2 separate regions of the Homo sapiens genome follow, and region 2 is linked to region 1. The links are chromatin contacts, found by Hi-C or POLR2A ChIA-PET in ENCODE. All regions are on one chromosome and are shown on one strand. The core of a region is the stretch at or near the end of the contact, and the rest is flanking DNA. Distances in the headings are between cores, read along the strand shown.

Region 1 (7,478 bases), core at 3,243-5,742:
ATCCATGGTTTGTTGCCCTGGAAGAGAAAACAAGCAGAATCAAAACCCACCACACACCAACTCATAGTGGCTTGGCACATGCTACATTTGTCACCTCACTTAACAGAACTGAAGCCTGTTTGTGAGAGTGCTTGGCATCAGCTAGGCAGTTGCAAGACACAGATGCTGGTTACCAAAAGCACCCACTGCTTGGGTTTCTGGGGCTGTCCTATGAAACTCACCGTATGCCCTTCAGAATTAATGTCTTAGAAGTTTATTGTGCATAGCAGGCACCTACCATTTATTCAAGTGAGTCAAAGTTTAGTAGTACCTAAGGCTAATCATTATGACTCAGCCCAGCTCTGCGTGAGTCCTATCCAGAAGAGGCTTTGCACTAGGTTCAGCAGAGCCAGCCAGGAGCCTGGATGCTACAATCCCAGCAGCCACCTGCATTTACATATTTCCTCAGACTAGAGAGAAGGAAAACCCAGACTTACCTTGCCAATAACAAAAATGTTGGAAAGTCGAGTGGCAAAGCTGTTGCCATTGGCATCTTTCACGTGAACCACGTCAAAAGATCCAGGGTGCCTCTCTCTGTTGGTGATCACACCAATTCTTCCTAGGTTAGCACCTCCAGTCACCATACACAGGTTACCTAGGCAGGAAGAAATAATCTGCTTCAACTCAATATAACAAATGACAAGCAGCTCAGAGATGGGTCCAAACAAATTTTATTCCTCCTTTCCCCCCATTTGAATTTCCTCATATGGAACTGCTGCCTATGCTAGGACTCCCGGGACTCTCGTAAGAAATTTTGTGGCCAGGCTTGGTGGCTCACACCTATAATCAGTTCGAGAACAGTCTGGGCAACACAGTAAGACCCTCCTCTATAAAAAACAAACAATTTAAAGAAAAGAAATGAGTATTCTGAGCATTTGTGCCTCTGGCTATAAACACACCTGGGCGATTGGAGCAGATGGTTTTTAATAAAGATACCCAGACCCTGTGCAATTCATAATGATCTAGGCCTTAAAGAGGGTGCCCAGGTAGCACAGAGGATGCTTACCAGTGTCGAACTTGATGAAATCAGTAATCTTGCCAGTCTCCAAATCAATCTGAATGGTATCATTCACCTTGATGAGGGGATCGGGGTAGCGGATGGTGCGGGCATCATGAGTCACCAGATGAGGGATTCCTTTTGTGCCCACAAAGATCTTTCTCACTTTGCACAACTTGTACTAGAAAAATACAAGGGTTAGCCACATTCAATCCATCTCACATGTACTTTTTAACCCTATACAGGAACCATGGGTTCCCTAACTGCTGCAGATTAATTGTGACGCTGATCGTTCTTTCCACCCTCAAGTGTATGTTGCATAAAGCCCTTCTCTAGGCTCGTCCTCCTAACATCCACCATTGCCCTCCACTCCTCCAATGTAAATGCCACTCCAGTTTCCCAGGCTCTTTAAGCCTTATGGGGCCCTGGGAATTCTTCCCTTCAACTCAACTTTATCTTAATGGCTCCCTGTACATCACGACTGAGTTTTGTCTCACAAACAGCAATTACATTACCAGTTCATCCAATCAACAAATACTTCACATAGCATTTCAATTTTGGATCTCTACTCCCTGATATCCTTGAAGTAAATCAAATAATCACAGATCCCACTGGACGTGCCCTCCAGTCTGCTGTTAACAAGGCTGTGCAAAAGGAAATTAGGAGCCACATCAGTCAATTAAATTAACCTTCATTTACAGCCAATAATCCAAACAGCCCTAAACTTTTGTGTAAAACCATCAAAACAAACTGGATTAAATAATCAAAGACTGTAATCTTTTTTTAAACCTCAAACTAGTGCCTCAAGGACTGTCTGTTTCCTCCATCGACACCTTCCCCTCCCCAAAGTAAAGCTACTCCCACAAATGGAGACATGGCAAAGGGCTCCTACGTCAGGTACCCAATAAACAAGTTCCCAGAAATCATTCTCCTTGACTCTTAAGAGACACCAGGAAGTCGCGGTTCAACTGGAATTCATTTCTACCACAAAAAAAGAAAATCTGCTGAGGAAGTTAACTTCAAATGGGGGCCAATTTTAGGTATCCATCAATGCCCTACAGCTATCAGCCAGACTTTTAATAACATGACAAAAAGTTACATGTAAGACAGAATCTCATCGAATTGTTAGCTAGATATTTCCAGGTATGAGATTTTAACTAATCAATACCCACCTCATTGCAAGCAGCACTCGTACTCAATGCAGGCCCTTAGAACAAAGTAACTATACTGAGTAAAGACCCAGCTTGCTTGCCACACTCACCTTGGCCTCCTCAGGTGTAATACGATGTACAGCAAAGCGACCCTTGGTGTCATAGATCAGACGGAAATTCTCTCCCGTCTTGTCAATGCTGATGACATCTGAAATCAAGCAGTAACCGGTTACTACATACAGTGATCCCCACTACCTCATGCCGAGCAACAACCATAGCTCTCTACGAAACAAAAAGAACCCCCATGTGCCTCCCAGTTCTAATCCAACAAGGATTCTGAAGATTAAAGATCACGGCCAGATCTTCAATATTTCAAAACCCCATGACTGCATGTAAAATTTAAAAGTGAATCGAAATTTAGTTTTGAAAAGCGTTTCATGATTATTTGCATGTTTTTTATTTAAGTAAAAAACAGAGGGAAGGTCAGGCTTTGTTTCTGAGACTTGACAGATTACAAAGGTTAGAAAAATGATCAAGACAGTATTTGGATACCATAGGGCTGCCATCAATATGCGTCTCCAGAGTATTTAAAACTTCTTACCCATGAATCCAGCAGGGTAGGTTATATCAGTTCGGACCTTGCCATCGATTTTAATGAACCGCTGCATGCAAATCTTCTTTACTTCATCTCCTGTCAGGGCATACTTAAGTCTGTTCCTCAGGAAAATGATGAGGGGGAGACACTCTCTCAACTTGTGGGGACCGGTGGATGGACGAGGAGCCTGTAACGTTAAAAATGATAATCACTGTTGGGATTCACTAAAGCACTCAAACCTACCTCCTAGTCCACCAGATCCACTAACTGAACACCAAGACCGTCCATATTACACCCAACTTGGACTTTTACACAGGAGGTGTAAAAAGCATCCAAAACTATTTCATACCTTAAAGTTTTATAGCATCTTCCCTGTCAGAGGACCAGGATCATTAAGAACATGAATCCTGAGTCCATGTAAATGTACTATGTGGTATGTGGAATAAATGAGGCACAAAAATATTAAATCGATTGGAAGTGGAGGACAGCTAGATAGTATAGCTCCTTCAAGGGCAGAGGAAGCCAAGAATAGATATTCCTCCCCTAGCCTGGTCCCCAAATGAGTCCTGGGAGACACTTAAAAACAGTGGCCACGGAAATATTTATATAAGATACTTACAAACACACCGGTCAATTTATCCAGCATCCAATGCTTTGGAGCTGCCACCCGCTTCAGATGCTTCTTGGGACCACGAGCCTGAAAGTTTTAGATTGCAATGCTGTTAATCAGGTTTCAGAACAGCTTATAAAACCTAGTGTGAAACTAAACTCTTAGTTTAGTTTCATCTTCAGCAAAATGTGGACAATATTAAAGTATAGTGTTCCGATAAAACAGAAACAAACACAGTTATTTAACAAACACCGTGAGATCCATAAGCTGCAACAAGCCTTCTTATTGTAACAGAGAATATTCTTGGTTACTATGTTTCAGAACGTTTACTGATTACTATCTTTCAGAACCTTGCTAAAGTGTTTCCATGTTACTGTTTGAAACTGTATCTGCTTAGAGGTTAGGGTCTTTCAAGAACACCATACTAGTGAAACGCACAGCAACAGAAATGAGCCAGGAGTCTACCTGTGTTTCTAAAGTTTTCACAATTTATTACCGTCTGTTTTTGACACGTATGGAACAAGATTCTGACATCCGCACAAACACATGTGCTGCTCCTTCGTACACTAAAGCCAAAAGCTGACACCAATTTTACTTTAAAAAGAGTAAGGAAGCCTTTTTAATGCTGTGTCCAGATGCTTACCGGCCACGTATGGTAAAGTCAGGCCGTGCCAAAAAGGCAATGACAAAGAAAACCTTTCTCCGCCGGGCACCCCCAGCGCCCACCAACCTCGGGCTCGCAGTCTGAGCTCCTGGCCCAGCCGCGGCTCCGGCCCGGGAGGAAAAGCAGCTTCTCCCGGGATCAGGACGTATGGCCGGGTCAGAAACCGAGGCCTTCCCAACAGCAGCACCAGATCTGCGCCTCCCCAACCCTAGGCCAGCGTTCGCCCTTCGCCCTGGAGCCCGTCCCGGCCTACCACGGAGGCCGTGATCCCTTCGCCTCTGCCCGGCCATCCCCAGTAGGAATCCCGAAACCTCGGGCAGCCCCGGCCGGGGGAGGATGGAGGCGGATACGTCCTAAGAGCTCGCTAACTAAACGGCTTACCATGGCTGCGTTAGGCAAGGAAAGAGGACCTCCGTCTTCCGGTGCGCGTAGAAATTGGGGCTGGAGACTGCGCGCGCCGGATTTTCAGCTGCTCCGCCCAGCTCAGCCCTTTGCTGGCGCGCCGGGACTCTTTCTTGCCATCTGCTGGTGGGAGGTCAGAAGTCCCGAGTTGAGGAACCGCCGCGGAAAGAGGGTGTCTCCTAAGGGCGATTTCCTCCCTCCCCTTTTTCCGCCCTTCCTCCTCCCATATTTGCTGAGCGCCTCTTGTGTGCCTTATTCTGTGCTAGGTGCTGGGAATACAAAGATGAGCTACACAACATCCCTGGCCTCAAGGAGAGTTCAAAGTGAGCTTACTTCCAGTCTCACGTACAGATGATTCTACGCCTGTAATCCCAGCACTTTGGGAGGCCGAGGCGGGCGGATCATGAGGTCAGGAGATCGAGACCATCCTGGCTAACACAGTGAAACCCCGTCTATACTAAAAAAAAATACAAAAAAATTAGCCGGGCATAGTGGCGGGCGCCTGTAGTCCCAGCTACTCGGGAAGCTGAGGCAGGAGAATGGCGTGAACCCCGGAGGTGGAGCTTGCAGTGAGCCGAGATCGCGCCACTGCACTCCAGCCTGGGCGACAGAGCGAGACTCCGTCTCAAAAACAAAACAAAACAAAACAAAACAAAGAACTTGTATATAATCAATAGAATACATTTTAATAAATATTTAATGTTATTTCTTAAACGTATTTTGTCTGTCCCTTTTTTGTGTTCCCTTGAGCCAGCCAGGCAGCCCATACTGAGTTGGGAAGAGCCAACAACGTTTTTAACCCCCTCTTGCTTCTCTGCTTGAACTCTGACATCCTCCCCCTTGCTTCCTGTACAACGCATTTGGCACTTATAGAGACTCAGGGAGGAGAGAGGATATTAGAAATCGTCTGGTTATATCTAACTAAAATGTAGATCTGATCCTGCTTCGAAACTGCCCTTGGCCCTCTGTTTCCTGCCGTAAGGGAGCAGGTCTGAACTTTATCTGGCTCCATTGCTCTCTCTCCCCAATCCCAAACTTCAAAGCTCAAGCCCCACCAAGCTAGTTTGTTCCGAGGGAGTCAGCTCTTTTTGTTTGTTTGTTTGGGAGACAGGGTCTCACTCTGTCACCCAGGCTGTAGTGCATGGCTCACTGCAGCCTCGACAGACAGCCCGGGCTCAAGCGATCCTCTCACTTCAGCCCCCACGAGTAGCTGGGACAACAGGCGCACGCCACTGCACCCAACTAATTTTTTGTAGTTTTATTTTTTTGTAGAGACGGGGTTTCGCCATGTTACCTAGGCTGGTCTCAAACTCCTGGACTCAAGCGATCCGCCCGCCTCGACCTCCCAAAGTGCTGGGATTACAGGCCTGAGCCACTGCGCCTGGCTAGAGTCAGCTCTTTCAAGACTGCTTGTGGACTCGATTCCTTAGCTTGGAACTGCCACAAACAGCCAAACCCCCTTCCTGGGTACCACCTAATCCCACACCTCAGCCTTGGAAATGCACAGTTCAAGTCCCTCTGGTTCTGTGGGCTCGTGGTCCCCTCAGTCAGGGTAAATCCCTCATTCTTGCCCCAGAGGCTTGTGTTCAAACTTGGTGAGGGCACACAGCACATTAGGTAGCAAGGACAAATTTAGTTACCTGGCCTCCACCAAACTGAGCACCTCCAGGATGGAGCCTGCCCTAATTCATCTGGGCAGGCCCCTTGCCACTGAACAGAGAGCTCGGCACTGTGTCCAGCACTTGATAAATACTTGTTGAATGAATAAACGGAGTCAGCATCCCACTTATTGTGCCAAGTCCTACTGTACTATCCCTGAGAGCATCCAGCCTGTGCCTGAATTCTTCCCACCATGAGATCAAGCTCCTAACTCATGAGGTTCCATTTCACAAGTCTCTATCTGTACCATCCACTTTACCCCTCAGCAGTCTGCAGAGGAGCAAGAGAGGGAAACATTGTTGGCTCTTCTCAAGCAGACAGTATTAACCAAGCAGACAGTATTAACTAAGAGGGCAGGAACTCCTCCTTGTCTAAAACTGGGATACAATCCACAATAAAGCATGTTATAAGTGATTATTGGAAAGGATCGATTAATTGGAGGTGAGGAGTAGAGAGAAGGTGAAGGTGATGAGATAATGGAAGTTGGTTCTGAGGTTTTTAATCTGAGAGCACTGGGAAGATGGTGGTACAATTAACAGAAATGGTGGAGAAGTTGCTGTGGGAGTGGGGGGATAACCATGTGCTTTCCAGCTAGAGAGGATAGGAGAAATGGCTGGTTAGAGCTGCAGATCTCACTTAATCAAGATCACACAGCCCGTTTGGGGATGAGGGGACTTGTCTCTTGCCTCCCAGGTGAGTGGTTTGTTTTTATGCCATAGGTTATCAAAGGACTTGAGGAAATCAAAGCATCTTTTTCAGTATATTTCTCTCTCTCAATTTGTATTTATGCACAAATGACATTCTAACAACAATAAAGGAAATTTGGAAAGAGCTAAGTAAATCGCAAACAGTACCTCCCCAAACACCCTAAACACATCATCTGTATTCATTTGTTCCTCTTCCTGTTCTCTTTCTGATCGGCTTGTGTGCATGCATACTTTTACATAATTTTAGTCCTAGCATACAGACCATTTTGTATTCTGTTTTTATTATATTAGAAACACTTTCCAAGTTGCTGCATAATCCTCATAATTACTACTTTAACAGCTGTATCATATTCCATTAAGTGGATGTCCCACAATTAATACAAGTTCTCTGTTGTTGGACATTTAGTTTTCTGTACTTTTTCTCTATTATGCGTGTTGCTACAGTGAACAGCTTTTTCCTTCAGTTGAATATTTTCCTTAGAATAAATCTATTCCTTCAACCAACACTTATTGAGTGCTTACTCTGTGTCAAGCTCTGCATTATGAACTGAGGATGCAGAGATTATTAAGATCTAGTTCTTGCTCTCAAGGAACAAATAATAATATGAGAAGCAGGCTGCGGGGGTGGGGAGGGAAAGCTAGGAGAAGCTTATC
Region 2 (7,478 bases), core at 3,123-5,622, 2.1 Mb before region 1:
TTACAGAAGAATAGGCAATGAGATATAGAACAGTTAAGGGGAACTATAATCTTGTAACAGGGTCTACATGATTTTGAAGCAGTAGGCAGCAAACAACTATGAGGAATCAGGTCAGAGGGCAAGCTGACCTCATGAATTCAGCATGAAGCTGAATTTGCTGCGAGTTTGGTTTATTTTTTTTCTCTCCCTCCCTTCTTCCCTGATTAATTTTATGAAGTTTATAGGGATTGTTTCAATTGAAGCTTACACAGCATCCTGAACTACAGAAAGGAATAGGGGCTTGGGGCTTCCTGGGGGCTGGTGGCAACACAAGAGTTATGGGAGAGCAAGGGAAGGAAATGTGTGGTAACAGAGGTTGTCTTGTTATGCAGATAAAAAGTCTTTCAGGTAATAAAACTTCTCTCAAAGCAGCTCTCAGAAGAATAGGTGATTGTCTGGGTGTGGTGTCAGCCTCCGATCTCCTCTCCTGTGATCCAAGTTAATCTTCCCTGGTTGGTAAGATTCCTAGAGAGGGGATTCATGACAATTACATTCCTTTTGGAGGAGCCAGCTTTAGGCAGATAAGGGGAGCTCAGAGACAGCCTCTGCCTGTATCCACTGTTCCCCAAGTGCCCTTGGTTCAAATAATCAGCATACCAAAGTGGCATATTTTGGGATGGCATCTCCTGAACTCCTTCACATGTAAAGTACTTAGCATAGTCACTTGGCAGGATGTGAGCGCTCAGAGAAGGTTAGGTATTATTATGATACAAAGTTATTCATTTAACATTGAGTCTCTCCTACCTACTGGGTGGCAGGTTCTGTGCTAGAGTGAACAAAGATGAGTAAGACACTCTCCCTGGCCTTAAAGAGCTCTCAGTTTAGTGAGAGACAGGTGTGGATAAAGATAACCACAGTACAGTACTATCACAGGGGGATGAATCAAATGCTATAAGAGCTAAGAAGGAGGTAGCCTCGCCTACAGGGGAAAATCAGGAAGTGCTTCCCAGAGCAAGTGATCTTTGAGCCAAGTTATGAGTAATGAATAGAAATTTGCCAGGCACAGACAAGGAAGATGACATTCCAGGCAGAAGGTACCACCTATGTGAATGCATGAAGGCCTAAGAGAACATGATAGGTTTGGAGAACTAGGAGAGTTTGCTAAAGATTCAGCTTAGGATCCACGAAGGAACAAAATGAAAAGGATGTCAGCAGGCAGATTAGAAAGGATCTTAAAGTCATGTTATTGAGTTTGACCTTTAACAGAATGCCCCTCCGGGCCAAAGTTATTCTCTCCATTCCTCTAACACCTTGAACACACCTTTATCAAAATATTTATCAAATTAACATTTGATTATTTGTTTACCTGTCTCTTCCGTGGAACTATGGACCCCTTAAGAGCTTAAACCTCGGGTAGTGTTCGAATTCTCAATGCCTAGCATTCAGGTAGCACACAGCATGTATGGAAAGAGCAAAGGAAGGAATTTCTCCAAGGTCCCACAGCTATTCAGTAGCAGAGTTGGGCTAAAGGGATCCTCCCACCTCAGCCTCCCAAAGTGTTGGGATTACAGGCGGGAGCCACTGCACCTGGCCAGATTAATGCTTTTTATATTGTGTTACTTAGAGCCCTTGAGTCCCTCACCTGGAGTGCCACTCACTGAGCAGGTTGAGGAAGATGGGCCAGTGGCTGAGTTGGCAGGCTTCTTTGTATCCTCTTCAAATACATCAGTCCTTTTAGAAATTACAGGCTCTCTAAAACTTGTTTTGGAAAAAGAATTATGCTACTACAAAAAGTTTAAGTACCGTTATACTTTCATGATTGTTAAGTGCCCTAAACTAGGATTTTAAAAAGTCTCCCATGCACAACAGGAGTTTAATATGATAAAGTGTTTACACACAAAACACAGCAAACGACTCGTTTTTATTATTCCTTTTTTTCTTTCTTTTTTGTGAGACAGAGTCTCGCTCTGTCGCCCAGGCTGGAGTGCAGTGGTGTGATCTCGGCTCGCTGCAGCCTCTGCCTCCCGGCTCACTGCCTCAGCCTCCGGAGTAGCTGGGGTTACAGGCCCGCGCCACCATGCCCAGCTAATTTTTGTATGTTTAGTAGAGACAGGGTTTCACCATGTTGGCCAGGCTGGTCTTGAACTCCTGACCTCAGGTGAGCTGCCCACCTCGGCCTCCCAAAGTGCTGGGATCACAGGCATGAGCCACCACGCCCGGCCATTATTCCTTTTTTTCTAACCACTTTTTAATCTTGGTATTCTTTCAGAATAAGATGAAATGCAATGCTTAAAATGACAACTCTAATATATAACAGGCACTCTGAAAGTAATTGGCATCTCCCATAAAGACCGTCATTTTGGCTGGGCACACTGAATCACGTCTGTAATCCCAACACTTTGGGACGGTGAAGCGGGTGGATCACTTGACCTCAGGAGTTTGAGATCAGCCTGGGCAACATGGCGAAACCCCGCCTCTACAAAAAAATACAAAAATTAGCCAGGAGTGGTGACTTGCACCTGTAGTCCCAGCTAATTGGGGGGCTTGAGGGTAGAGGATCACTTGAGTCCAGGAGGCGGAGTTTGCAGTGAGCTAAGATCGTGCCAATGCATTCCAGCACTCCAGCCTGGGTGGCAGAGTGAGACCCTGTCTCAAAAAAAAAAAAAAAAAAAGACTAATTTTGAAAGCCATAAAAAATGACTTACAAAGTTTAAGACCAAATTAAGACTGTGCACATTTTTTTCCTCTTAAGTAACAGTAAAGACATGTTTTAATCCAAGCAAATGCAGAGAAGCAAATTATCTTTACTCTCACAATTACTACATTTCTAAGTCTCCTCCACAAGTACTATCTTTTTCTTTATATTCCCTGCCAAGCCTGACCCTGAAAGGTCAGTTTACTAGAGGTGCCAGATAAACCAAATAGGTAATTCGCCAAAGCCTCACTTCCTTCTTAGTTTATAAAGCAGGGGTTGCAAGGGAAGGTTTATTAGAATCACCTGGGAAGCTTTTTCAACCTACATGTGTGCCACAGCCTCCTCTCCCTCTTAGGAAGCACTGTTCTAGTTTGGGGCTTCAATCTGTCCCACATTAAAGGTCTTCATCTTTCTAAATCCTACCCAACTGAAGGTTAATGGAGTAGAAACAATTGAACGCAGAAGTCACTGACTTTGTCACAAACTGGCTGGACAAGTCCCTTAACCTTTCTGGTCTCAAGTTTTTCCTCCGATTTTGGGGGTTCCCTTTAAACTTTGACATTCTTCTATGTGACCGCATGTCATGTCTAAGAAGCCTTCTGAACTACTCCTAGCATGGGATGACTTGCCCTTTCTTGCTTTTCCAACAGCCTGTGCAATACAACATATCACCTATTTTATACTGTCCTATATTGCCCTCTAGTTGTTTTTTAATGAAGCTTTTTTTCTTCTCAACGATATGTAGTTTAAAATACTAGTTTAAAAGTTTATTTTCAGGGGTAGACAGTGTGCCTGCTACTTAAATCTCCTAGGACAATTCAGGCTGCGTCCTAAGGTAATCAGTATGTATTTATATTGCTTTGTTCAAAACAATGACGTCCCTTCTTTGAAGTCCTGAAATTATGTTTTCCATCAGTTCTGTCCAGTAGAAATATAATGGGAGCTACAAATATAGTTTTAAATTATCTGGCAGGCACATTTACAAAGTGAAAAGAAAGAAGTACAATTAATTCTAATAATATATTTAATCCAACATATCCAAAAGACTATCATTTCAACATGTAGTCCATGTAAAAAGTATTTACATTTTTCATTCTTTTTTTTTTAAATGTCTTTGAAATCTGGGGTGTTTTTTACACTTGCAGCACATCTCGATTCAAAATAGCCACTTTCAAGTGCTTAGTAACCACATGTAGCTAGTAACTACCTACTGAACAATGCTGTTCTGCATAAGTTGGCTGCTTTCCAAACTGATCACTTTTTTTTTTTATTCAGATAATGACTGATACTGAGTACTCAGGCTAGCCAGAGTGGTGCAAAGATGAGTCAAATTCATTCTGATAAGAGAGATTTGTAAGTCACTAGCAATTATACAGCGTGGTAGGTGCCATGATAGAGATGCATAGGAGAAACCCAGACTTGGCGGCTGAAGGGCACAGGGTGGAAGGCGGTAGAGAGACAAGGAAGGTTGCACAGAAATAACATTTGATGTAGGAACTAAGTGCACGAAGGGAAGCCGGCTGTGCGGTGACCGGAGTTGCAGGTTGCCAATCTTGCTGAGGGGGGCTCCACCGGACGCCGGCCTACGGGTCGTAGGCGTGTGTGGGGTGAAGGGGGAAGAGGACGGGAGAGGATTGGCTGGGAGGAACCCGGAGCTCCATCTGGTGGGTGGACGGAAACCGCAGGGGGGCGCTACTTGCACTTCGCGCTCAAGCGACCGGATCTTCAAACCGTGGGAGTGGTGCGGCGGCTAGAGTCCCTGGACTCCTCAACCTAGGGAGCTACTCGCGAGGTAAGGGGCGCGCCAGACTGGCTCCTAAAACGCACTCGCTCGTCCGCACTCCTCGCGCTCCGAATTCAGCCTCGCCTCACCCGGGCTTCAGAGCCCACAGAACTTCTCAGCCCCGTGTCGGCGACGAGGAGCTCATGGTAAAACAGCGCCTAGGGTTTTGCTTGTTTGTTTGCTTTTAACAGATGCCTACGACTTGTAACGGGCTGCCTGGTAAAATGAGTCTATGGAAACGGTTGCCAGGGCCGGCTAACAGCGGCTCCCGGAAGTCCTTTGATGCTTTGTTAACAGTGAAGCTACTGGACCAATGAGGTGCTTCTTCCGGTTTTGTCCGCGCTCGCCTAATTCTTCTTTATCAAGGTTGCCTTTGACCCCGGAAAAGAGATCTTCCGGGTTCCTCTCTCCCCAAGATGGCTGCTGAGGACGAGTTACAGCTGCCGCGGCTCCCCGAGCTGTTCGAAACTGGTAGACAGTTACTGGACGAAGTAGAAGTGGCGACTGAACCCGCCGGTTCCCGGATAGTCCAGGAGAAGGTGTTCAAGGGCTTGGACCTCCTTGAGAAGGCTGCCGAAATGTTATCGCAGCTCGACTTGTTCAGGTATGGGGGAAGATAGTAATAATGGCTGAGAACGAAGGTAATAATGGTTACCAAGGGTGGAGCCATTGCGCCTGAGTGGAGGGGACCTTTAGTGGTGAGAACGTTTCGTTCCTACTTACCACTGCGATCTTGTGTACATTGTTTACATTCCCCACCTCTCTTCCCAGATGGTTGATATCTTACGACTCTGCTTCCTAGCGTCTGCTGATTGCATAGGCATTGGGTGTGAGCCCTCAGCCACTTTCATTGAGTGAAACTGGCCGCTGTTCCCCGTGCCTCCTCCCTCTGGTCCACTCCCAGCCCAGCCTCCCACTCCGTCCCCCAGAAAGCAAGGGCCACAATTTGAATGCCTAGTCAGGCTTCACTGCCTCCTTTTTGCTCTTCCAGCCGAAATGAAGATTTGGAAGAGATTGCTTCCACCGACCTGAAGTACCTTTTGGTGCCAGCGTTTCAAGGAGCCCTCACCATGAAACAAGTCAACCCCAGCAAGCGTCTAGATCATTTGCAGCGGGCTCGAGAACACTTTATAAACTACTTAACTCAGTGCCATTGCTATCATGTGGCAGAGTTTGAGCTGCCCAAAACCATGAACAACTCTGCTGAAAATCACACTGCCAATTCCTCCATGGCTTATCCTAGTCTCGTTGCTATGGCATCTCAAAGACAGGCTAAAATACAGAGGTGGGTCAATAGCTATAATATGAGGCCTGCCCAATGGCGGTGCTTTTCAGGGGCATGCTTTCTTGGCGGGTGGTGGGGGGCCAGAATGGTATGTGTCACTTTCTTGGTTCTTATTGAGCATAGGCCCTAGGGAGAGCAAACTTTCCTGAGTTTTTCCAAGAAGCCTCTGCTTTTGTTGAGATGATTATACCTACTTATCAGACCCTTACTACCTTATGGTTGGCAACAGCAGCAATGTAGTTTAGCAGAGTGTCTCCCAACCTTTTCCACATCACATCATAGCAATGTTCATATGGTACAGTGGGGTAGATGTCTCTGAAAGGCAAAGCTAGGCCATTTTATGGTCCACTGATTGAGGAGCTCTGTTCAGACTACTGGAGTAGATGTGTAACATCCTGAACTGATCTTAGTCCTGGCACAGCTTCATTGTGTGACCTTGGAAAAGTTGCTTACTTTCTTAGGTTTTTTTTGTTGTTGTTGTTTGTTTTTTAAACAACATTTAATGGGTGGTCATGATGTCTAGGAACTATGCTAGGCACTGGGGATACAAACTGTATAGGTATTTGTGTGAGTATGAGTGGTCCCTGCCTTGGAGGAGCATACAATCTGGTGAGGAAAACGGGCATAGAAACAGAATATCAATATAAACTGATGTTGTGGAGGGATGCACAAGGTACTATGAGAGCAGACAGGAAGGGCACCTAACCAAAGGGAGCAGGAGAGAGGAGAAAGCTCCCTGGAAGAGGTGACTCCTGTGCTGAGTTCTTTAAGGGTAAATAGGAATATCCAGGGGAAGAGGAGAGGAGGGCATTAGCCGGCAGAGTATGTAAAGCCTTAGTAAAGCCACAGAGGCATTAAAGAAACAGTGGTGGGTGGAGATGTGTAGACCAAAAACAGCAGCTATGAGCAATTAGGTGATGGTAGAACACAAAGAGGGTGGTGGTAAGGGGGAAGGAATGATACTGAAGAATGTTGTAGGGTCCACATCAAGGAGAGCCTGGGATGTGAGGAACGTGAAGAGAAACTTGTTGCTGAGAACTTGGTAAGGTGTTTGAATCCCAGCTCGACGACTGTGATTAATCACTGTGATTTGTGGTAAGTTATTTAATCTTTCAGTACCTTAATTTCCCCAGCTGCAAAATTCAGATAATAATAGGTTCTTCCTCATAAAGTAGTTTATGAGGATTAAAAGAGAAATATATATAAAGCAGTTAGCCCAATGTTTGACACAGTAAACACTCAAAGTCAACTATTATTATTTGTGGCTAAGAGTATGGGTCATAGAGTCAGAGACCTGGGTTTGAGATCCAGCTTTACTTATAATCTGTTGGACTTTGGGGAAGTTATTTAACCTAACTGAGCCTCAGCTTTCCTCATATGTGAAATCTAAGTAATAATGGTACAGATGGTCCCCGATTTGCGATGGCTTGTCTTAGAATTTTTTAACTTTATATTGGTGCAGAAGCAATACACAGTCAGGGGAACATCAATAAATTACATGAGTTATTCAACACTTTATTATAAAATAGGCCTTGTGTTAGATGATTTTGCCCAACTGTAGGCTAATATAAGTGTTCTGAGCATGTTGAAGGTAAACTAGGCTAAGCTATGATGTTCAATAAGGTGTATTAAATGCGTTTTCAACTTACCATATTTTCCATTTATGATGGATTTATTGAGATGCAGCCCTATTGTAAGTTGAGATGCATGTGTACCTATCTCAGGGTTAATAAGCA

The links. A loop is a pair of places that touch in the nucleus more often than their neighbours do. ChIA-PET counts read pairs that join two places held with the same protein, here RNA polymerase II (POLR2A). Pooled maps may share reads with other maps.
Region 2: a loop to region 1 is called in a pooled map, with 32 times the contacts of the local background. The contact joins the promoter of IGBP1 here to the promoter of RPS4X in region 1. A Hi-C loop is called at or near these places in 2 of 37 single-sample maps with no recorded cell type and 9 of 50 pooled maps. POLR2A ChIA-PET finds 5 or more read pairs at or near these places in 2 of 52 experiments (CD4-positive, alpha-beta T cell and activated B cell).

What each region holds. Positions count from the first base shown.
Region 1 is chrX:72,272,756-72,280,233 of GRCh38, forward strand. RPS4X (ribosomal protein S4 X-linked) reads right to left here and starts at 4,493. Exons shown (of 7, transcript NM_001007.5): 1 at 4,438-4,493; 2 at 3,402-3,479; 3 at 2,789-2,969; 4 at 2,298-2,395; 5 at 1,046-1,217; 6 at 477-634; 7 at 1-17. The coding sequence starts at 4,440. RefSeq lists enhancers at 3,993-4,072, 4,243-4,312.
Region 2 is chrX:70,129,075-70,136,552 of GRCh38, forward strand. IGBP1 (immunoglobulin binding protein 1) reads left to right here and starts at 4,373. Exons shown (of 7, transcript NM_001551.3): 1 at 4,373-4,466; 2 at 4,649-5,061; 3 at 5,449-5,742. The coding sequence starts at 4,874. It also overlaps the pseudogene MTND4P31. RefSeq lists an enhancer at 4,792-5,251.